Regions from separate parts of the Homo sapiens genome. Here all the other regions are linked to region 2. Evidence: chromatin loops called from intact Hi-C (ENCODE). Cell type or tissue: B cell. All regions are shown on one strand.

Region 1 (8,000 bases), 710 kb before region 2:
CTGAATGGACTTGTTTTGCTAATACTTGTTAAAGTATACAATAACTACATTGAGCCTATGATTTTGTGGATGGCATTAGTTAGACAAGGCTAAGGAAGAAATTAACTCACTTTATGGAAAAATGTTAGAGGGATATACAAGCAGAAGAGTGGAGGTAGAAGGTAAATGGCTGAAGCTTGGGAAACCCTGTCTTAGTCTAATCTCTCATACTTAACAGATGAAAAGTAGGGGCTAGAGTTGGTAAGTCACTTGCCCAAGGTCACAAAGAGACTTAATGGCAGAAGCCAGACTAGACCCCTCATCAGCAATGTGGCTCCCCTAGCTTGGGGTCTTGGAAGACCCATGTGGAGGAAAGGACAGTAGCTGTCCTCCCCTGAGGAAGTCCTTAGCCAACTTGGAGGCCTGGGGATGCTGGGTCAGCAGAGAACCTGCAGTGTGGGCTCCAGTGTTAGAAAAGGGATTTGTCTGGAACCTTTACTGGAATCCCATAGCCTTAGAGGCAGAGGAAGAGTGTTGCAGCCCTTCCAAAGGTAACGAGAGAGTGTTCTGGCTGAGTATCGACACATGGCTTTGATCCCAGACTCTGAAACTGGACCACCCGAAGATAGCAGCCTGGCGCTGGAGCCGGAAGATTGGAAAGCTCTACAACAGCTTGTGCCCGGGCACTCTCTGCCTCATCCTGCTGCCAGGAACCAAGAGGTAAGGACTAGAAAGGGTATCCCTTCAGGACTCTGTCCCCTGGATTTCAGCTGTTCTTAGAGAAAAAGCCTTTTGCTGATATTTAGGCACATAGTGAGGACTTACATGAATCATCTCTTTAATTTTCACCGTTCTAAAAGATAGGCATTGTATTCCCATTTCACATTTATATGCTCTTGTATAACTACATTTATTGGTCCCTCAAGGAGATAATTTATCCCCAGTTAAAACCAGGAGTCTTATGTCCTTACTGCTCTCTGGAGTAAGAAGTAGCTGCTAACCCCACTTGAGTAAAAAAAGTAAAGTCTCAGAACAAGCCCTAGGCTTAGGTGTAACCACTCTACATGTGAGGAATGTGTTCCTGCCTTCTGTACCCTTTTCCCCATTGACACCTATGTTTTAAGAGATAACAGGGCCTGGTTTGCTGATTCTAAGCCTGAGGAATACTGGAGCAGGACTTTGAGTCTAGTTGCAGCTTTATCACCTATCTCCTCTGACAAGTGGCCAAGCTACTTCCCCACTGTAGGTCTCAATGTCCTTTTAGTAACATGAGGGATTTGGAATAAATCAGTTGATTTTCAAACCCTTTTAACTGTAAACCCTTTCTTTAAAGAAAAACTGATATTAAATCTTAAAGCATAAAGATGGGCAGTTTTGGAATGAGTGAGTGGGCAGCTAAATGAATGAGTGTATATTGGGGAAGGGAGGGAAAGATGGTGGCTTTTTTGAACAGTGTGAAAACCTTGGGTTGTGTTAATTTTTAAAAGTCCCTTGAGATTCTGACATCTGGTTAGGCGCAGTGGCTCATGCCTATAATCCTAGCACTTTAGAAGGCCAAGGTGAGCGGAGCACTTGAGCTCAGGAGTTCAAGACCAGACTAGGCAACATGACAAGACCCTGTCTCTACCAAAAACACACACACAAAAAAAAAAACAAAAAAAAAAAACCCAGCCAGGTTTGGTGTTGTGTGCCTGTGGTCCCAACTACTTGGGAGGCTGAGGCACGAGAATCACTTGAACCCAGGGGGCAGAGGTTGCAGTGAGCTGAGATTGCACCACTGCACTCCAGCCTGGGCTACAGAGTAAGACTCTTATCTCAAAAAAAAAAAAAAAAAAAGATTCTTACATTCTAGGAGTTGACAGAGCATGAATACCTCTGGCCTTGAAGGTGGATCAGAAGAAATTCATTTCCTAGCATAAAGTTCTTATAACATGCATCTGAGGACCATTAGGGAGATGGTCTACCTACTGGGCACCTTTGAAAGAACCGCTTTCTCTGAAAAGCAGAAACAAGTATTAGGTGCTTACATTGAGGGGAAAAAAAATCTTAGACCAACATACTTTAAACAGGCTTGTGGGTAAGCTAACAGGAACAGGTTAAAAAGTGACCACAAGTTGCCAGTAAAAGCTTTTTGGTTAAGATGTGGGCTCTGGGGAACAGACAGACTTGCTCCTCAGGGGCAGTGTATGGTGGTAGGTGGACTGGGTTTTCATGTTCTCACGTAGAATACTTAGATTACAGTCCACCATTGTTTAGGTAAACTAAGTCAAGAGTAGCCCAAATCATTGTTCTTCCTGGATGTTCCACAGAGGGTGAAGCCAGAGGAGGAAGTGCTGGGGTCAGGGAGCAAAAACACTTAAGTTGTGACTGAGACAAAGGTCCTAAGTTTGACAAGTCAGTAGAATTAAGCACCCCCTGGAAGCAGCAAATCCTGTGGTGAAGAAACCTGAACTACTCCTATCCTTTAAAAGTCACATTCTGATTTCTGTAGACATATTGATCAAACTCAGCAGCAGTAGCATGCATTTCCCCAGGCTGTGGAAGCTTGCTGTGTGACTGACTTCTCTGGGCCTTGTTTGTGCAGTTGTGTCCGTGATGGCAGCAGATACTCTTGGGAAACGTTGGGGAAAAAAGGAATAGCAAAAACAATAGAAGGTTTCCTTAGGCTGGGGTCTTGATGCAGCTCTTAATCCTTACATTTTTGGTAGCTTCTTAAATTAATATTGAAAACAACAGTAATGTATTAAACCCAGGTACTGTGCTAAATGCTTCTATATGCATTTTTGGTTGAGGTTGTCAGAATCTTTACTGAACAAGTGGAGAAAAAGTCTCAGATTAACCAATTTTCCTAGGGTCACATAGCTAGTAAGTGCATAGTCAGGACTTGTACCCTGATGGTGTGTCTGACTCCAGAGCAACTCTCCTGCCCTCAAAGCTCTAGTTCTCCATACACAAAAGTCTAGTGTTTGCATGTTTAAGTTCATACATCAGGTGGAGACAGATTCTGTGTTTGTCTTTGCTCATTTCTACCTGCTTTGCCTCAGAGAGCTCCTCAACGCTGACCCAGTTCCATGAATATTCATTACAAGGTGGCAGGGAACTAACAAGTATTGAAGGCTCCTAAATTCCAAGCACCACACCAGGTTTTTTACAACAAACATTGTTAAATAAGTTAATGTTTTGTAACTTTTTTAAACAGCCTCTGGCACCTAGCAGGTGCTACAAAAGTATGGAATGAACAAAGACTAAGACTCTTTAACAGCAACTTATAAGGGATCTAATGACAGATTGCTATTATTGATATCCTGGTTCTGTCACTTAACAGTTGTGTGACTTCAGCAAGTCATATAATGTCTATGAGCTTTTTTATTTTTTAAATGAGGATAACACTTGTACCTACATCAGTGAGCAGTTTTGAGGATTAAATGAGACAAGTGCTTAGAACAACTCTTGGCATGTAGTAAGTGCTCAGTGTATGTTTGCTATTGTCGATAGTCTTCACCAAATCCCTGTGAGATAGTAATTTAAATATTTCATAGTTTTATAGATATGCCTCATATCTCTTAATTGGTAAAGGTAGGATTTGAATCTAGACCTCTGAGACTCATCAGTGCTTTTTCCATTAAACCATCTTCAGCAGGCAGCTTTCCATAAACCTTCCTGCCCTTGCCCCATGGCACACACACATACTTGGAAAAATATCTCCTCTAACTAGGCATTTATAACCATTCATTCAACCTTATGGATAAAAACATACCTTTGTTTCTTATTTATTGCAGCACTCATGGTTCACTCTCTGGTCTAGGACTGATGGGAATAAAAGAGGAAGAAGAAAGCGCTGGCCCAGGCCTGTGTTCGTGAGTCGGCCTGCCATGTTTCCATGTGCCATTTCTTACCCCTTGTAGGCAATGGCAAAGAATGTGGTCAGGCTGTAGCCTCCCCAACCAGCAGACAGCTTTATGGAAACTTGGTATAGCAGCTAAAAGAGTTTAGTTTGTTTATATGGCATGTATAAGTTTTCAATAAATGCCTAAAGTTCAAGCATAGTATGGGGATGTCCACAGATTGTTTCTTTGTGTCATTGAGTTTATGTGCATAGGTGCGGTACAAGGTGCTCATTCCATGTAGCACCCCTATTACGTGGTATATACTGCTAAGGAAACCAAGAGGAGTGATTACTCAGAAAACCAGCCGATTATGCAATTTGTCAAAGTTGTAATGTCTGTGAAGCAAATTTCTTTAAACTGTTTTCTTATTGACAACTCTTAAAAAATTGAAGGACAATGATAGCTGAACTGAGAAATCTGGCAAGTCCACCAGGCAGTGGAGTGGAAGATTCTTTTAGTTTTTTTAACCAGCCCTGGAAACCCCTTCCATTCCACGTTTAGGAATCCTCCTTCCCTTCAGAACATGACTGCAGTGCCACCCTTCACCAGTAGGTGCCTCCATCACACCATCTCTCCCTCTAGGAACTGGAAACTTGAAATTCAGTAAAAGCCGTTTTAATCAACTCTCAAACTGATAACAATCTGTGTTGGAAAGGACATGGGGCATAGGCACCCAATTCCAAAACTACTAGAAATATTAACTGCCCTCCAGAAAAGATGAATCTGGCATACAGTATGTATCATACCCAAAAACCTCGTAAATTGCTCTGTACACTGAGACCCTGCAATTCTACAGCATTATCCTAGGATACTAGGATAGCTACACAAAAACATGTAATGAAGGAGCTATCAGAGGGTTATTACAATGGAGTTCTAGGTAGCCAGTTCTAATGTGTGTGTGAGAGAGAGTAAATAAAATCTTCGGTGAAAGAGATCTTCAAGAAGAGGCAGTAGACCTCTGGATCCAGAATGCTTGACTTTGAATCCCAGCTTTTTAAATTATTGTGTGAACTTGAATAAATTGCTTAACATTTCTGTGCTTGGGATAATAATGGTATGTATCCGAGAGGATTACAGATTAGTGAGATTATACATTCACAGTACTGTATATTATTTGTTGTATGAAGTCTGGAGGGATACAGAATAGCATGTAGTTTGAGTACACTTTTGTAGGAGAAAATATACAAAGCTATACATAGGCTTCTAACAAAACCTGCAAGGCTATATGCCAAAACGTTAATAGTATTTATCTATGGCTAGTGCCATTGACAAATCAGGTTTTAACAAATGCTTTTCTGTTGTAGACTCGATTTTTTTTAACATTCAACATATATTGCTTTTATAATTGGAAAATAATTCTTACCACCTGCTGTCAGGAGAAGAAAAGAAGAGAAAGATAATTCTACTTAAAATTAACTCTTAGGGTTGGGCAGTTGGAGCAGTGTTTAATCTTATAAATGTAGCTTCATAAGATCTGGTCCTATATGAAAGTTTAAATGTAGCTTCTGTAAGATCTGGCCCTATGTGGAACCAGAACTGAAGAGCTTGACTTGGGATCAGACACCGCAACTTGATTCAAGTCCCTTCATCAGGAGGAAAGTTCCCTAGGTGAATTGCCAACTTCCGCTGCAAGGCCCTGAGAACAACTTGAAACTGACAGTGTTGTTGGGTTCCTTCCTGCCCAGCTGAGCTCCAAAGCTGTGAGAGCTTAGCTGCTGTTTACCTCTTGAGGCTCAAGTCCTGAGAGATAAATTAAGTGTCTGCCTCGGATATGAAGAGGCCTGGGTTGGAGCTTCACCTCCCACACACACCTGAGTATTTTGGGGCAAGTCACTTAACCTCATTTGAGGCTATTTCCACAGCTGTATAAAATAAGGAAATAACTATTTTGATTATTGAGACATTTGTGGAAAATAACACAGTAATGCACTATGTGTGAATTAATTTCCCTCTCTGGGCCTGTTTCCTCACCTTTAAAATAGGGGAAATTAGTACTTCATAAGGTTATGAGGATTAAACTAGGAAAAGTCAAGATTGAGTGCTGAATAAATGACATACTATTTTACTAGGGATCATCTCCCTGTACCAAGAGCACTCCACTTGCTCTCAAGAATAGCCAAGGCCATCTTTTTCTTAGGAAAAAGGGTAGGGGTGGAGGTTTCCCCAGGGATCCAACTCCAGAACTCTGCAGAGATGGGCCTGCACTACAAGGCCTCTGAGACTTCAGTCTGCACACTCTGTTCTTTAGCCTGATGCTCCACCTTTTGGAAGCCAAAGCTGCCAACTTGGCCTCTTGCAAAACACACATTCCATTCATAAGTGCGTTTGTGCATTTTTCCTCCCACACCCTTCTAGGCAGCCAGCGCAGAGCTGCCAAGGCAGCTGCTGGAGAAGCAGCTTCTTATGGGGGAAAAGCAACTCCAAGGGCTTTTACAGAACTCATGGTTTAGGCTTTGAACACATTACTCCCATTTTCTGGTCTCCTTGACCATAGGGGGGGTTGTTCATTTCTTTTTGCCCCCCTTTTTGTAAATAACCTCTTCCCTATTAAAAGGAAACCTATTAATGAAAATTTGAAAAATACAGAAAAATTTAAATCACAACTGATCCCACCATCAACAGTCAATGACTGCCAATATTTTATAATCGATCAACTTTTTCCATGATGATAGAAATTCTATTATTCAAAAGCAGAGTTTTAATAGCTGTGTAATATTCTAGCATTGATGTATGCCATAATTTCTAAAACAGTCCCTTTTGTTGACCTTGGAAGTTGTTCCCAAATGATGCTGCCAGTGATATCCTTGCACATACATCCTTGGGAGATATTTCTTTTAGGAAAAGTGCCTAAGTGAAATTATTGGGTTAAAGAGTACGAACACATGCTTTTAACTCCAGAAAGGATTTTACTGTTTACTAGCATAGATTTCTTTCAAATTTTTGCCATTTAAAATTTTTCATTGTATATTTAATGTCTGCTTATTTGAATACCCTTTAGATTGGCATCCTGCTTTTTTTCCCAGAAGCTTTTTGGTAAATTATTTTTCCTAAGTGAGTTGTTCATATCCTTTGCCATTTTTCTATTGGGAAGCCAGATCCTTTTCCATACTGAATTTTTAAGAGCGCCTTATGGATTCACTATATATAGTGTCCATTTACAAACTATTACAAAATTTTAGTTTGCTTTTTAAGGTATATCATTTTATGTTTAGTCTTTTGTGATTTCCTCTATTTGCTTTTATGCTTAGAAAGCCCTGACTGATCTCTGGATCCAATGACAAGTTTATATATTTCTAATGATTTAATGTCTATACTTCATAGCCTTATTTTTCTTGGAATTTATCTTGGCATGTAATAACTTTCTCCCAAATATTTAGATAATTTTACCCAATTATCTAGCTTTACTTACCCAATAAAGGAGGATGCTCCTTTATCATTTAAGTCCATGTGTATACTAGGGCCAGTATTCATGTTTTCTTCTGTCTTGTCATGTAGTAGTACCACACTATTGTGTAGCTCTATGATGTACTAGCAGTTTTAGCAGCATCACCCCAGATAAACACAGGGCCCATGGAGAGTCTCCATCAGCATGGATTACAGAACACTGTAGAGTTAAGATGCTTCGCTGCTGACTGCACTGGTGCTGCTACATTCCACCAGGACTTTTTCAGCACCCCTGAGTCAAGAGACGGGACAAGGGTCAGAACACTGAACAGAAGAATGTTAAACTCAGGTAGGAGCCTTATGTTTTTAAGACAGGGCATCCTCACAAGTCAACGTAAAGGAAAGGAAATGGAGAGGTTAGGCAAGCTCCCTAATCTTATCAGGCAGACTAACCCTTTTTGACCTACGTCAAAACTCAGAGCTAGAAGGATGACTTCCAGAGCCAATCCAGCCATGTGCTTCAGCAACTGATTTGAAAGGAGGGAAGAAGCCAGTGTTGCAACTCTTCCGTACTCCTCAGATCCTCAGCACTACCTTCAGTGCACCTTTCTTGCTAGAAAGCATTCCACGTGCAGTTAAGCTCATCTGGTAACTAAGTGAAGTTGTTTGTCCATCATCTAATTGAAAATTAGATTTTAGCTGTATATAATCTATACAGCCTGTGACAGCACTTTGAATAGCCCAGGCTCT
Region 2 (8,000 bases):
GAGTTAGAGACCAGCCTGGCCAACGTGGTGAAACCCATCTCTACTAAAAATACAAAAATTAGCTGGGTGTGGTGGCGGGCGCCTGTACTCCCAGCTACTCAGGAGGCTGAGGCAGGAGAATTGCTTGAACCTGGGAGGTGGAGGTTGCAGTGAGCTGAGAACGTGCCACTGCACTCCAGCCTGGGCGACAGAGTGAGACTCAGTCTCAAAAAAAAAAAAAAAAAAGTACTCATAGTTGGAGGCACCAAGGTGTAAACTGGAAAATGGAAAATGGATTTGGCTTTGGTCCAGTCAGGGGCTAGGCAAGTGCTGGACCAAGCCACAGAGCTGCTCACTGCCCCTCTTCACTCAAAATCTCAGTGTTGGTCTGGAGCAACCTCGGAGTCATATGTAGTTTTAAAATTCTACCATTATGAGCAAGTCTTCTATTCTCCTTAAATATACACAGATGAATTACATCTCAATTTTTAAAAATACACAGAAAGAGTGCTTCACACAATCAGCACATAAAATCACTTTGTTAGGCCAGGCACAGTGGCTCACGCCTGTAATCCTAGCACTTTGGGAGGCCAAGGCAGTTGTATCACTTGAGATCAGGTGTTCAAAACCAGCCTGGCCAACATGCTAAAACCTTGTCTTTACTAAAAATACAAAAAATTAGCCAGGTGTGTTGGTGGGTGCCTGTAATCCCAGCTACTTGGGAGGCTGAGGCAGGAGAATCGCTTGAACCTGGGAGGTGGAGGTTGCAGTGAGCCGAGATCGTGCCAATGCACTCCAGCCTGGGCGATAGAGCGAGACTCTGTCTCAAAAACAAAACACAGGCGTGAGCCACTGTGCCTGGCCTCCAAAACACAATGTAAGGAACTTACAGAACCACAAAATGCAAGCACGGTGAGCTCTGTGCTCGCTTCGCCTCGGCCTGTGTCCGTGGTAGAAAGGGGGTTTGCAGCCTACCAGCCCCAGCGGCATCAAAGTGCATTGATGGGTGGCTGAGGGTGGAGCCTGCCAGGGGGTCTGCCTCTCGCTCTTGGGATGGGCTCACTCATGATAAGTTTACTGTGTGGAAATTCATGCATGTCTGTATCATCTCTTCTAGAATAGAAATGCCTAGAAGGCAGGGATGATGGATGCTTCATGGACAAGTTAGACTGGACCCAGCCTGGTAGATGTCATTTGTAAGACTGAGTTAAGTCCCATCCAGTTGCACTCTTAGGACAGAGGCTGTTTCTGGGCTGGGCATGGTGGCTCACGCCTGTAATCCCAGCACTTTGGGAGGCCAAGGTGGGAGGATCACCCAAGGTCAGGAATTCAAGACCAGCCTGACCAACATGGTCAAATCCCACCTCTACTAAAAATACAAAAAATTAGCCACGTGTGGTGGCAGGTGCCTGTAATCCCAGCTACTTGGGAGGCTGAGGCAGGAGAATTGCTTGAACCTGGTAGGCGGAGGTTAAAGTGAGCCAAGATCGCGCCACTGCACTCCAGCCTGGGCAACAAGAGCGAAACTCAGTCTCAAAAAAAACCAAAAACAAACAAACAAAAATGGCTGTTTCCGTCTGGACCATCACTGTATCAACACGACTTAGTGCAGGAAGGGGTCATTGAAGGCACACAACGAACCCTCACGGGATGAATGAATACAGGAATGAATGGGATTAGTCAGTTCATTGATTTATTCATCGAATCACTCGGTCGGTAAGCAGCTCTGTGTGTTACAGTGGAATCGAGCCTTTCCCACGGCAGTTTGGGAACCGCCTGGGATTTCTAGGAAAGTCCACAGAACACAGAAATAGTTAAAGACCTGGATTTGCAACTCAGCTCTGCTTCTAACTTGCTGTGTGACCCTGGGCAAGTAGCTTAGCCTCTCTGAGCCTAAGCCTCTCTACCTGTTAAACGAGAAGAGCGGGAAGGATAAATGGAGACAAGGCAGGAGGCATTTTGTAAAGTGTTGTCTGATGATGGCAGTGGTGGTGATTGTGCATCGCACACCATTCAGGGGCTCCGCAGCTTCATCTGTGTAAAGAGAGTTACTACACGTTTCTCCTGGTCCCAGCTCAAGCACTCTAGGGTTCTACGTAGGCACATAAATAGGGTTCCAAAGAGCGACGCCAACTGCATAAGGCATAAGTCCACTGACAGCCGATGCCTGCCAGACCCCCACCCACAAAACCTAGTAGAAAAGTCACCCTCCAGAATGTGGCCAACCAACAAGGGCCAGGAACAGGAGCTGCTGGGACCAGAAGGGACTTGTGAGCCCTGAGCCTCTGCAGGGTAAGGTGCTGTGCTAACTCTGGGGCTAGAAGACTTTCCCAAGGGTTTCCAGCAGGGCTGGAGCCCACAGGCATCTCTTCACCTTTCCCGACCCCGAGCTGTCCCAGAATTCTTCTTCTTCTTTTTTTTTTTTTTTTTTTTTGAGACGGAGTTTCACTCTGTCGCCCAGGCTGGAATGCAGTGGCGTGATCTCAGCTCACTGCAACCTCCGCCTCCCGGGTTCAAGAGATTCTCCTGCCTCAGCCTCCCAAGTAGCTGGTACTACAGGTGGGCACCACCACACCCGGCTATTTTTTTTTTTTTTTGTATTTTTAGTAAAGACGGGGTTTCACCATGTTGGCCAGGATGATCTCGATCTCCTGACCTCATGATCCGCCCCCCTTGGCTTCCCAAAGTGCTGGGATTACAGGCGTGAGCCACCGTACCCAGCCTGTCACAGAATTCTTTACTGCGGCAGCCTCTGATGGGCTGGATCCTCCGCCTCTCTACTCATTGGAGTAAGAGACAAGTCAGCCCTTTCCAATCTGCCTCCTGAGGGGAACCATGGGGCCCTCGGGACATGCGGCCCCTCCTCAGGCTGGCTCGGGGCATCTGCACCCCTGTACCTGAGCAAGGGACTTGCTTGAAACGGCGGCCACCCTGGGCTGGGGACCAAGCACGCTCAGGGGAAAACCCAAAAAGGCTACTGTGTCTCACTGGCTCTATGATACGCAAATGAGGAGGGAAGCGAAACGTTCGTTCTTCTAAGAGGGTAACTGCAAAGGAAGTCTGGGCCGCTGCGTTTTCGGGAACAGCAGGTGCGGTGGCCGATGGATAACTCGGGCTGGGCTGGAGCGGCCCCTGGTGGCAGTTCGGTGAAGAGGCACCCGGAACCTGGCAACGTGGCCCGCGCGGGGCGCACGCATATCAGGAAGACACAGAGGCCTTTTTACTGAAAATGCCAGCGGGTGCGGATTCCACAGGCTCCTCTTCAGCATCAGTCTAGTGTGGGATTCATACACCTTGAGCCTCTTTCAAGGTGAAACAGAGAATCTCACTGAAAACTTTAAATCCCACTGTAAATTCCAAAATTAGACCTGCGCCGCGAAGACCGCCCACCAGCAAAATGCCAAGCGTATTTCTTTAAAAACTGGAAAGCCGTGTTTCGCTGCTCTTCCTGTAGACAATACAGCATGGGGGCAGGAGTGGGGTCTGGAGTCGGACGCACGTTCAGAGGCTGGGGTCACTTCTCCCAAACCGTGTGCAGTCGGACGCACGTTCAGAAGCTGGGGCCGCCACTCCCAAACTGTGTGCTCTAGGTCCAGCTTTTGCACCCCTCCTAGCCTCAGTTTCCCCATCTGTAAAGTGGGGATGATCCTTGAACCCCCACCATAGGACTGCTGTTACGATTAAGTCACATGGGAAATACGAAGTCCTTAGCACAACGCTTGACATAAAGGAAGCACTCTAAAACAAACAAACAAACAAACAAAAAACAACGAACTGGAAGCCACTGAAGCCTTCATGGGGTGAAACAGCTGATTAAGGGGCAAAGGCTCTCGCTGGCCAGGTTCTGGCGTGTCCCGGGCACCACGCATCCTGTCCATGAGCTCACGTCGTTGTCGTGATGGAGAAGGCTTGGTGCATACCAGAGTGCGGCGGAGGAGCTGGCCTTCACTGGGCACCTGCTACCTGCTGGGCATTGCGAGGTAACTTTATGTTCCTCCCAGGATGAACTCCTCACAATGGCCCTACAGAGCAGGTCCTGTGAGTCCAACTTTGAGATGAGGAAATTGAGACGCAGAGAGGTTCGGTCACCTGCCCCATTTTAGCCGGCAACCTCACCCAGGTCTGACGGTCCAGGCCCTCAGCTTTTGTAGTAGGGTTCAGGCCAAACTCTGCTACTTGCCTTGCCAGTAAAGTTAGGGACCCAATTTAAGGCTGCAGACCTGGATAAAATAATCTCAAAGTGACTTCTTTTTTTTTTAGGTGGAGTCTCACTCTGTCACCCAGGCTGGAGTGCGGTAGGGTGCTCTCGGCTCACTGCAACCTCTGCCTCCCAGGTTCCAGTGATTCTCCTGCCTCAGCCTCCTGAGTTGCTGGGACTACAGACAAGTGTTACCACACCCCACTAAATTTTGTTTTTGTTTTTGTTTCTTTGAGATGGAGCCTTGCTCTGTCACCTGGGCTGGAGTGCAATGGCCAGATCTTGGCTCACTGCAACCTCCACCTCCTGAGCTCAAGCGATTCTCTCACCTCTGCTTCCCGAGTAGCTGGGATTATAAGCACCCACCAGCATGCCCAGCTAATTTTTGTATTTTTAGTAGAGGCAGGGTTTCACCATGTTGGCCAGGCTGGCCTTGAACTCTTGACCTCAGGGGATCTGCTGCTTCAGCCTCCCAAAATGCTGGGATTACAAGCATAAGCCACTGTGCCAAGCCTAAAGTGACTTTTCGTAATGACAATACAATGTCAGGATATTCTCCTTAATCAAAAAAAAAAAAAAAAAGGCAAGCCCAATTCACGAAAAGGGGTCTTTAAGCTGCCAGCCCCCATCCCCCAGACTCTGCTATCGGCAGGGCTGGTCCACCGGGCAGCACTGGCCACTGTTGCCTCAGCGTTCTGTGCAAGCAGGTGCGTCAGAACCGGCTCATGGAGATATAATTGAACGATTGCCTCAGCGCGTGCCAGACTCTCCAAACATAATAACAGATGACGTTTGGGGTCGGCTCCAGGCGGTGACGTGCTGGCCCCAGAGAATATTGTCTCTGCTATTACAACAGATGCTGTTAATAGCTATCTATTTGTAGTTCGGGGCTTTTACCAAGATGAGCAGGCTTTTGGCAGGCACGGGTTGTTTGAAGGCTTAAAATTAGTACAAGAGAAGTTTGAGATGTTCTAATTACTGGAAATTTCAAATAACACGATGCCGCAAGGGACCGGTCTGCTTCCGGTGCCACTCTCGGGGGTAATGCACGTTCCCAAGCTGTAAATGGGGAAGGCTGAGGGCTTCTGTGTGCCACCTCCCCAGGCAGGCAGGGGCCGCAGCCACTGCAAGCCCCTGCCCACAGAACTCGGCGATGACGGAACCTAGACTGCTCCCTGGAAGTTAGCCTCTGAGACCATCACATATTGGCACTGGTTTGAAAGCCAGGCAAATGTGGGCTCCAATCCTGGCTTCACACGGTGGGGCTTTGCAAGTTGTTTTATAGGTCTGTGGCCCAGACTAGACATTTGTAAAAGGATAATGATGCCTATGGCAAGGATTGAGTACTGTGATGCTTACAAAGTACCTCCCTAACAGTCCCTGGCATGCAGTGAGAGCTCAAATAATGGTAGCCACTTACTATTATTATGACTGGTGTTATTGTTATTATTAAAATTACTGTCATCGCCCAGGCACGGTGGCTCACACCTGTAATCCCAGCACTTTGGGAGGCTGAGGCGGGCAGATCACTTGAGGTCAGACGTTTGAGACCAGCCTGGGCAACATGGTGAAACCCGGTCTCTACTAAAAATACAAAAATTAGCCGGGGGTGGTGGCACGCGACTGTAGTCCCAACTACTTGGGAGGCGGAGGTGAGAGAATCGCTTGAAGCCGGGAGGTGTGGAGGTTGCGTCACTGCACTCCAGCCTGGGCGACAGAGGGAGACTCCATCTCAATAAATAAATAAACAATAAAATAAAATAAAATTGCTATCATCACTGGCATCGTCATCATCTCACTACAGCAGAGATCCGCAGTTCCCCGAAACAAATACCACGAGTCTCAAGGTAAGACCTGCACGTAAGGATGTCGAAAGATAAATATGTCTTAAGAACATGTCCATGAGAAGGGGCTTTGCCAGCCATGCAAGCATAAAAGAAGAAAAGTCCCTCATTCATCCAAAAACACCCGCTGAGTTTCTCCCGCGTGCCGGGCACCACGCTCAGTACGGGGGACAGAGGGAGGAGGCTCTAGGCTCTGACTTGCCCTTGCAGAGCTTGGAATCCAGGAGTGTCAGACGGTGGTAGAGATAAAAAGCTGTGTGTCTGAGAGGTGAGGGCGTGGGCTTTGGGGCCCTAAACTTGCTTGGGACGCCCGGGAGGGCCCCCGTGGAAGCGGCGTTTCAGTGGAGCCCTGAAGATGGGTTTCTATTTGTCAGGTGAAGATAATGGCAGCTCCAGGCAGAAAGGGACGACCAGCGGAAAGGACCCTGGTGAGAGCAGCCACCACGACGGAACAGGCAGAAGCACCAGCTGGCAAAGGCACTGTCAGGGGCAGCGGGAGATGGGATTGGAAGGGCAACAGGGTTGGCGCCCGTGGTGGCAAAAGGAAGGGGGGCCTTCGCCAACAAACCCCAACAGGGTTTTTTTTTTTTTTTTTTTTTTTTGAGACAGAGTCTTGCTCTGTCACCCAGGCTGGATGCAGTGGTACAATCTTGGCTCACTGCAGCCTCTGCCTCCTAGGTTCAAGCTATTCTCCTGCCTCAGCCTCCTGTAGCTGGGATTACAGGCACGCACCACCACAACTGGCTAATTTTTGTATATTTAGTAGAGACAGGGTTTCACCATGTTGGCCAGTCTGGTCTCAAACTCCTGACCTCAGGTGATCCACCTGCCTCGGCCTCCCAAAGTGCTGGAATTATAGGCGTGAGCCACCACAACCTGGGGAGGTCAATGCTGCAGTGAGCTGTGACGCAGCACTGTAGTCCAGCCTGGGTGACACAGTGAGATCTTGTCTCAAAAAAAAAAGTATTCAGCAAAATATATATTTGAAATAAATTTCATACCTACGAGTAAGTTTTCTAATATCCAATTATTATTTTACTGTTAACATGCTCAGAACTGTATAGCTCAGGGGTATGATTCTTCCCACTGACATTTTCAAAAGATGGTTTATGATTCCTTGATACAGTTACAGAAATGTTGGTTCTGCAGGGAAGATTATTTTACTACATTTTATAGATTTATTTATTTAATAGTGACCCAAAGATATACTATCCAGCAGCCAGTGAATGTAATGGTTAAGTTTGTTGTTAATGGAGATCTATAACTGGGGTAATTAATTGGGCAAGAAAACCAACATATGATCTCTTCTAGTTATCTGGGATAAGGTACTTCATGTAGTAAAGTTAGAAATGGGTTGTCTTAATTGTTTTATACATCCAACTCATATTAAAATTTGTGCCTGGGTGCAGTGGCTCATGCCTGTAATTCCAGCACTTTGGGAGGCCTAGGCGGGCAGATGACTTGAGCCCAGGAGTTTGAGACCAGCCTGGGCAACATGGTGAGACCCCATCTCTACAAAAATACAAAAATTAGCCAGGTGCAGTGGCGCCCGCCTGTAGTCCCAGCTACTCAGGAGGCTGAGGCTGGAAAATCACGAGCCCAGGAAGCAGAGGTTGCGATGAGTCAAGATCATGTCACTGTGCCCAGGCTGGGTGACAGTGAGACCTTGTCTCAAAAAAAAAAAAAAAAAAAAAAAACTTGCAACACAAGTCCACATTTTGCACAAAGAAGAAACAATGACAATGAAGTTCTAGTATATGAAAGGAAAAGGGCTATTCCTTCCACTCAGCCCACTAAGCATGCTTGCATTCTTTCTTCAGCAAACATTTTTGAGTGCCTACTGGTATTAGCACTGAGCTGGGAACTGGGATACAAAGAGTCCTAATATATATATATATATATATATATTTTAAGAGACTTGCGGTATTGCCCAGGCTGGGATGCACTGGCATGACATGATCATACCTCACTGCAGTCTC
Region 3 (8,000 bases), 370 kb before region 2:
TGAATTATAGTTCCCATAATCACCATGTGTTGTGGGTGGGACCAGGTGGATATAATTGAATCATGGGGGGTGGTTTCTCGCATCCTGTTCTCCTGATAGTGAGTCAGTTCTCATGAGATTTGATGGTTTTACAAGGGACTTCCCCCTTCACTGGGCACTCATTCTCTCCTGCCGCCCTATGAAGAGGTGCCTTCCGCCTTGATTGTAAGTTTCCTGAGGCCTCCCCAGCCATGTGGAACTGTGAGTCAGTTAAACCTCTTCCTTTATAAACTACCCAGTGCCAGATATTTCTTCACAGCAGCCTGAGAACAGACTAATACAGAGCCCCTCCCTGCACTCAAGATGGCAGAAACAAGAGAAGGTTAGAAAATCCTTGGTTCTGAAGCAGTTTCTAAGGCCTTTCATTTTCCTTTAACTCAGAAGTGCTCTGCATGCCAAAGTAACAGACTTTGGGGTATCCTTGTCTGTGTCTCAATGGGGGCTGTGTGAAAATTCAACCCCTGCTTTGCTCATATTAAGTCAGATATGCCTCTTGGATACTAAGAGGATGTGTCAAGTAGACAGCTGGCTTAGAGGGTACGTTTGGGCTGGGGAGTATTTTTGGTGCTGAGAGCTTTACACAGCCTTCATTTGGGATGCTCTCCCAGAGAGTAGCCAGGAGATCATTTCATAGCATAGTTCTGATCACATAAACACCTTACTCCAACCTCTGCCAAGGGCAAAGTGCTTTCCCACAGCACTTAGAAGTGCTAACTCTTTCCCCTCATGGATCAATCCATGATCAAAGACCAATCCCAGCTGGGCACAATGATTTACACCTGTAATCATAGCACTTTGGGAGGCCGAGGCAGGTGGATCACCTGAGGTCAGGAGTTTGAGACCTGGCCAACACAGTGAATCCCCGTCTCTGCTAAAAATACAAAAATTAGCTGGGCATGGTGGCACATGCCTATAATCCCAGCTACCCGGAAGGCTGAGGCAGGAGAATCGCTGGAACCTGGGAGGCGAAGGCTACACTGAGCCAAGATCACGCCACTGCACTCCAGCCTGGGTGACAGAGGGAGACTCCCTCTCAAAAAAAAAAAAAAAGATCAATCCAAGCTTCTGCTTCCTGCTACTTCTTTATATGCCATCGGCCTCTGGATATGAGAGAGAAAACTAAAGTTCAAAGGACTCACCCAATTCAGCTAAGAAATGTGACATCTAAATCAAGGCTGTGCAGTGAGGTTATTCATTCAGGTTCTGTTCTTTACATGGTCTGGGCCTAACCTTCACCGATCAAATGAAGTGAAATAAGGTGCAGAACCCTAGCACAGTGGCTGACACCAAACAAGCCCATCAAGAATAATTGTCAAGGACGAGGCTCAGTGGCTCGTGCCTGTCATCTCAGCACTTTGGGAGGCCAAGGCGAGAGAATCACTTCAGCCCAGGAGTTCAAGAGCAGCCTGGGCAACATAATGAAACCTCGCCTCTACAAAAATGAAAAAATTAGCTGGGGATAGTGTTACATGCCTGTGGTCCCAGCTACTGAGGGACTTAGGCAGGAGGATCACTTGAGCCCAAGAGGTCAAGGCTGCAGTGAGCTACGATGGCACCACTGCACTCCACACTGGGGAACAATGAGACCTTGTCTCCAAAAAAAAAAACAAAGAAAAGTTGTCAAAATGCATGGCTACATGAGTCATTTAAAACTGAGTGAAACAGGAAGATGTAAAAGACCTGTTGTTAACCAAGCTGTGGAGGACCGTTAAGGACTTCGGGCTAAGGTCCTTACAAAGATATCCTTAGCCTTTTAGACACACAGCTCAATGTGTGGCCGATTGGAAAGGTAATTAATCCCCAGAGCATAAAAACGATGACTTTTTTACAGTTATAATGTTAATTTATCAGTATGTCCAGGTTTCTTGTTTGTTTATTTTTGAGCATTCGCCATGTGCTGGATGCTATTTTTTTTTTTTTTGAGACAGGGTCTCATTCTGTCACCCAAGCTGGAGTGCAGTGACATGATCATAGCTCACTGCAGCCTCGACCTCCCAGGCTCAGATAATCCTCCCACCTTAGCCTCCCGAGTAGCTGGGACCACTGGTGCCCACCATCATACTCAGCTAATTTTTGTATTTTTTGTAGAGACAGGGTTTCACCATGTTGCCCAGGTTGGTTTTGAGCTCCTGAGCTCAAGTGATCCTCCCGCCTCAGCCTCCTAAAGTGCTAGGATTACAGGCGTGAGCCACTGCGCCTGGCTGCGGGGGGCTATTTTAAGCCCAATACACAGCAATACATGTTTCCAGTGCGTCCTCACTACCTCCCATTTTAGAGATAAGGAAACCGAAAGATTGACAAGTTAAATTGCCTAAGGGCCCATAGAATTAGAAGTGGGATTCTAACTGCAGTTTGTCTAACTGCAAAAGACATCCTAGGCTGGGTGCAGTGGCTCATGCCTGTAATCCCAGCACTTTGGGAGACTGAGGCGGGTGGATCACCTGAGGTCAGGAGTTCAAGACCAGCCTGGCCAACATAGTGAAACCCTGTCTCCACTAAAAATACAAATATTGTTAGCTGGACATGCTGGCGGGCACCCGTAATCCCAGCTACTCGGGAGGTTGAGGCAAGAGGGTTCGCTTGAACCCAGGAGGCAAAGGTTGCAGTGAGTCAAGATCATGCCATTGCACTCCGGCCTGGATGACAAAGTGAGACCCCGTCTCAAAAATAAAACTAACTAACTAAATAAATAAATCTAGATCAGCAGTTCTCAGTTGGGAGTGATTGTTCCCCGCCCCCGCCCCCCGCCCCAACCCTCAACCAGCACCCCCAGGGGACATTTGGCAATGCCTGGAGGCATTTTTTTTGTTTGAGACAGGGTCTTGCTTGGTCGCCCAAACTGGAGTGCAGTGTCAACCACAGCTCTCTTGACCTCCCAAGCTCAAATGATGCTCCTGTCTCAGCCTCCTGCATAGCAGGAACTACAGATGTGTGGCGCCATGCCTAGCTTTTTTTTTTTTTTTTTTTTTTTTTCAGTAGAGATGGGGTCTCACTGTGTTGCCAGGGCTGGTATCAAACTCCTGGGCTCAAGTGATTCTCCTGCCTTGGCGTCCCAAAGTGCTAGAGGCATTTTTTGTTATCACGATATGCGTGCCTGTGTTGGGTGCTGCTGGCATGTAATGAGTAGGGGCCAAGGATGCTGCTCAACATTTTACCAAGCCCAGGACAGGCCTCCACAACCAAGAATTATCTGGGCCCAAATGTCAACAGTGCCAGTCTTGACAAACCCTAACCTCAACAAATAATAAGAATTAAGAGAATTAGGCCAAGCAAGAGCACAGCTGGTGGAGAGGGGGTCAAAATTGACCAGGTCTGCCCCAGAGTGACCAGTGGCAATCGTGGCATCATGGAAACACACAAGTTCACAGTTGTGAAATGGTTCAGGTTGTCAAAGAGTTTTCGTATCAGTTACCATCCTTACCTTTCATAACAGTCCAGAGACGTTATTCTGCTCTCATTCCCATCCCCTACTCTTCAGCTGATGGAAGAGGAAAGCAGGGTTAATGGATGAGTCACCTGTGGAAGTTCTCAGAGTCAGCAAATGACTAAGCCACAGAACCCGGTTATCGGCCTCCTAGCCCACGTGCAGATCCTTTCCTCCCCCTTCTGCTGCCTTTTTTGTTAAAGCAGAAGTGACAACGACGAAACGTTCGGAAGATGGACTACAGTGTCCCATGGCAGTTGGGAGTCAGCCATCCAGGGGGTCCATACACTGCAGAGGGCATGCTCCGTGTATGGACCTCCAGGCTGGAGAGGACATGCTCCGTGTATGGGCCTCCAGCAGCACACATTGTTTGTTCATGTTTCCAAAACTCAGGAGGAGACTCAAGCCCCAGCCACATGCTCTAGGAGTCTCTATGCCCCTGTTAGGAGCTCCCGTGCTGGAGTTTCAATCCCCAGCTGGAAACCTTAGAAAAACCATCAGAAGGAAACGCAACTGTTTCCTAATGAAAGCGTTTCATCTCTGAGCCAGTAGAGGGAGCGCACATCCAGGCCATCCGAAGCTGGCTCAGCCGAGACTTCAATAGCACCGAGGGCTGGAAGAAGCATTCAACGCGCGATCCTTGAACTTGAATGAGCCTATGCATAGGAGCCTGTTAAAAGCCAAATTCGCGGGCGGATCACGAGGTCAGGAGATCCAGACCATCCTGGCTAACACAGTGAAACCCCGTCTCTACTAACAATACAAAAAAAAAAAATTAGCCGGGTGTGGTGGCGGGCGCCTGTAGTACCAGCTACACGGGAGGCTGAGGCAGGAGAATGGCGTGAACCCGGGAGGCGGAGCTTGTAGTGAGCTGAGATCGCGCCACTGCACTCCAGCCTGGGCGACAGGTGACAGAGCAAGACTCCGTCTCAAAAGAAAAAAAAAAAAAAAAAAAAGGCCAGATTCTGGCCGGGTGCGGTGGCTCACACTTGTAATCCCAGCTACTCAGGAGGCTGAGGCAGGAGACTTGCTTGAACCGGGGAGGCGGAGGTTGCAGTGAGCCAAGATTGCGCCATTGCACTCCAGCCTGGGTGACGAGAGTGAGACTCTGTCAATAAATAAATAAATAAGGCAGATTCTGAGTCTGTAGGTCTGCATCAGGACCTGAGTTCCTGCATTGCTTATCAGCCACCAGATGAAGCCTTCCACCGGCCACACCTTGAGTAGCAAGGTAATAGATAACTTCTCCCACCCTCTCCCATAGATGGTGGACCTGAGGCCCAGGGAGTTTAGACTGCTTACTAGAGGCCAAACAGAAAGACTGCAGTGCTGGGGCTAGAACCCATGACTCCTACAGCTGGTGCTCACTTCATAGCATCTTCCCTGCCCCTCTGACCCTGAAACAGGATTCAGGGAAGAGGATCCCTAAGTGTGGGTGAGGAGTAAGAGACTATACTATCTGCTTTGAATCAAGCTTCTTTATACTCTATTTTTGGTCAAGTTACTTCCCTTGCAGAAGTACCAATAGAAATTCAAAGATGAACACAAGCAGACTCCAATTCTTTTGGGCCTGAGGGAGCCAAAGTAAAATAGATTTGTTAGTGAAGTCCCTCTTATTTTTGGTTAGTACAAATTTGGCAAGTCATCCAAAGAAAAGCTTACATATAACTTGGTATGTTTTTATGAATGCAAATTATAGCCATAGACTTTCTCCTAAGAATGAAGTTTCTTAGCTTGAATCAGTTTAGATGAAAAATGCCTCCCTTAAAAAATAAGAGCTCCTAAACTCTCACTAAACATGAAATGCAGAGGCAAGTGGTTCTAGGGTTGATTTGGGGAACACAATGAAGTTATCAAGGATTTAGGCTTTCCATTTTTTCGCTCCATCGTTCTCAGGGTGTCTTTAGGGTTATTTCCTCATAGTTACAACATGGCTGCCATAGCTCCGGGAATCACATCACATAATCATATCCAAAAGCAGGTAGAAAAGGGGTTAGCTGCACATACCTTTTTTTAAATAAGGAAAAAGAAGCCCCCTCTCAACTTCCCCTTAAATCTCATTGAACAGAACTGTATTACATGCTCACCTCTAAACAGAAGGGAAATGGGACGTTATCTTGGCTATCTCATGCCAAGCAGGATTGTCCCCCAGGGTGTGCTGTGCAAACAAAGTCCAGGTTCTCTTAGCAAGGAAGAAGGGGATGAGGTGGGAAGGAAAAAGAAAGGGCAAGAAAATCCCTTTTAATTAAGCCCTACACTATCTGCCCCAGTACACTTGTGTTTTCGCTGTATTTATTCACAAAGTAAGGGTCTTCATGTGCTGTGTGAGCAAAGGTCAGGACCAAGGAGGATTTAGTTAAATCTGGAATCTCAGTCAGGGGTTCATACTCTTGAGATAAGGAAAAGTAACCAATGCTGCCTAACAGCCCAGCACCCACACTGCAGTCCCTAGACTTAGCAGATGGAACTTGCTATAATGAGGACCATATGTATTCATTTGCTAAGGCTGCCATAGAAAGTACCACAAACTGGGTGGCTTACACAACAGACATTTATTTTCTCACAATCCTGGAAGCTGGGAGTCTAAGATCAAGATGCCAAGCAGGCTTGGTTTCTCCTTGGCCTGTAGAGAGCTGTCTTCTCCCTGTGTCTTCTGCCTGTGTCTGAATTTCCTCTTCTTATAAGGATAGCAATCCTATTGGACTAGGGCTCATCCTATTAACTCATGTTAATGCAATTACCTCTTTTTTTTTTTTTTTTTTTTTTTAGGCAGAGTCTCACTCTGTTGCCCAGACTGGGGTGCAGTGGCGTGATCTTGGCTCACTGCAACCTCCATCTCCCAGGTTCAAGTGATTCTCCTGCCTCAGCCTCCTGAGTAGCTGGGACTACAGGCCTGCACCACCATGCCCGGCTAGTTTTTTTTTTTTTTTTTTTTTTTAGTAGAGACAGGGTTTCACCACGTTGGCCAGGCTGGTCTCGAACTCCTGACCTCAGGTGATCCACTCACCTCAGCCTCCCAAAGTGCTGGGATTACAGGCGTGAGCTGCTGCACTTAGCCACAATTATCTCTTTAAAGACCCTTCCTCCAGCCATATTTTGAGATTCTGATGTTGGGACTTCAACATATCGATTTGCGGGTCACACAATTCAGTCCTCCAATTCAGCGAGCATACTTCTATTTCCTCTGCAAGTCTGATGTGCACCTTGCTTTAAAAGAGATACGATTATCATGCTTCTCATCCTAATTTTCAAAGGGCTTTCTATCATGTGTGAATCTCAGGTTCCAGTGAATGCCTTCTTCGTGTCTGTGGATGTCATCATATGAGGGTATTTTTTGACCTGTTTCTGTGACGTATTCATAGAGTTCCTGTAATCGAACAGTCATGGATCAGCATTCAGAATATATAAAGAAACCCTAAAAATCAATAGGAAAAGGACTTTTAAAATCTAGTATAAATTAAACAAAGGCTATAAACAGACAATTCAGAGGAAGGGACTGCTTCCTGCTGTGCAGATGGTCATCTTGCGGTATCCTCACATGGCCGAGAGCAGAGAGAGGAAGCTCACTCTCCTTTCTCTTCCTTTAAGGGCACTTATCCCCTTTATGAGGGCACCATCCTCATGACTTAATTAATTCCCAAAGCCCCACCTCCAAATATATCACACTGGGGGTAAGGACTTCAAAAACATATACACTGGGGGTAAGAACTTCATGTGAACTTGTTGTGGGGGGACACAATTGAGCCCACAACACCGAGAATAAGCCTGAGCACACACCTTGTGCCACAGGCTGCATGTTCTACCTTTCCGCAACCCCTGTGCTGCCCACGATGAGACAGCTTCCCACTCAACACATCATCACTTTCAAACCAGAAGCAATGTTGTGCTGTGGATTTTCTGGTTATTGACACAGTGGTGGGCACTATCAGAGGTAATTCACATCTTTGCATCCAATGGGAGAGAAACTAAATTCCCTGTTGACTTAAAAGGGAGAAACTGAGGCAGAATTAAAAGTAGAGAGTTTTTTGGGGCCAAGTTTGAGGATTGCAACCCCGGAGCATGGATTCAAGTTGACATGAGTTATAGACTCCTATTAGCAGCATTTACAAGTGGATTTCTAAAGGCAAAAAAGGGGGGACAGGGAGTGAGCTGATGCACAGTTCTTTGTCAGGAATTCTCATTGTTTTTCAGAAATAACATTGATGTGTGATTGGCTATACATTGTTAAGCTATAGGGTGTGGTTATATGTCTGGTGCAGCATTATTAGGTTAACTTAAAGCTACTTGTGGCAATAGTAAGCAGTTTCAAGAGATGGATACTTAGCTCAAGGGAGGAGTAGGATGTGATGACTGTCTCATCTTTTTTCCTTTTTTTTTTTCTTTTGAGATGGAGTCTCACTCTGTTGCCAGGCTGGAGTGCAGTGACATGATCTTGGCTCACTGCAACCTCTGCCTCCCAGGTTCAAGCAATTCTCCTGTCTCAGCCTCCTGAGTAGCTGGGACTACAGGTGTGCGCCACCATGCCCAGCTAATTTTT

What was found. Hi-C counts contacts between places; a loop is a spot of excess contacts. Peaks named below come from ENCODE experiments on the same cell type or tissue, not always from the same donor. Only the 100,000 strongest peaks of a DNase experiment are listed, where the experiment ranks them.
Region 1: a loop joins it to region 2, with 6 times the contacts of the local background. A loop is called at or near these places in 5 of 110 quality-filtered maps.
Region 3: it touches region 2 in a loop (19-fold over the local background); 34 of 110 quality-filtered maps call a loop at or near these places.

What each region holds. Positions count from the first base shown.
Region 1 is chr16:20,845,641-20,853,640 of GRCh38, forward strand. It overlaps REXO5 (RNA exonuclease 5), which reads left to right. Exons shown (of 20, transcript NM_030941.3): 19 at 581-699; 20 at 3,759-4,025. The coding sequence ends at 3,840. Among named protein-coding and RNA genes, the nearest start is that of REXO5, 43 kb to the left of the region's middle. In B cell, CTCF peaks have their summits at 4,419 and 4,620; a DNase peak (open chromatin) is centred at 4,431.
Region 2 is chr16:21,551,897-21,559,896 of GRCh38, forward strand. No RefSeq gene overlaps it. Among named protein-coding and RNA genes, the nearest start is that of METTL9, 44 kb to the right of the region's middle. RefSeq lists an enhancer at 2,387-3,197. In B cell, CTCF peaks have their summits at 3,116 (motif pointing left) and 3,325; DNase peaks (open chromatin) are centred at 925, 1,660, 2,105 and 3,055; H3K4me3 peaks cover 400 bases; H3K27ac peaks cover 531 bases.
Region 3 is chr16:21,184,838-21,192,837 of GRCh38, forward strand. No RefSeq gene overlaps it. Among named protein-coding and RNA genes, the nearest start is that of ZP2, 23 kb to the right of the region's middle. RefSeq lists enhancers at 4,134-4,223, 4,274-4,343. In B cell, a CTCF peak has its summit at 3,992 (motif pointing right); DNase peaks (open chromatin) are centred at 114 and 4,044; H3K27ac peaks cover 576 bases.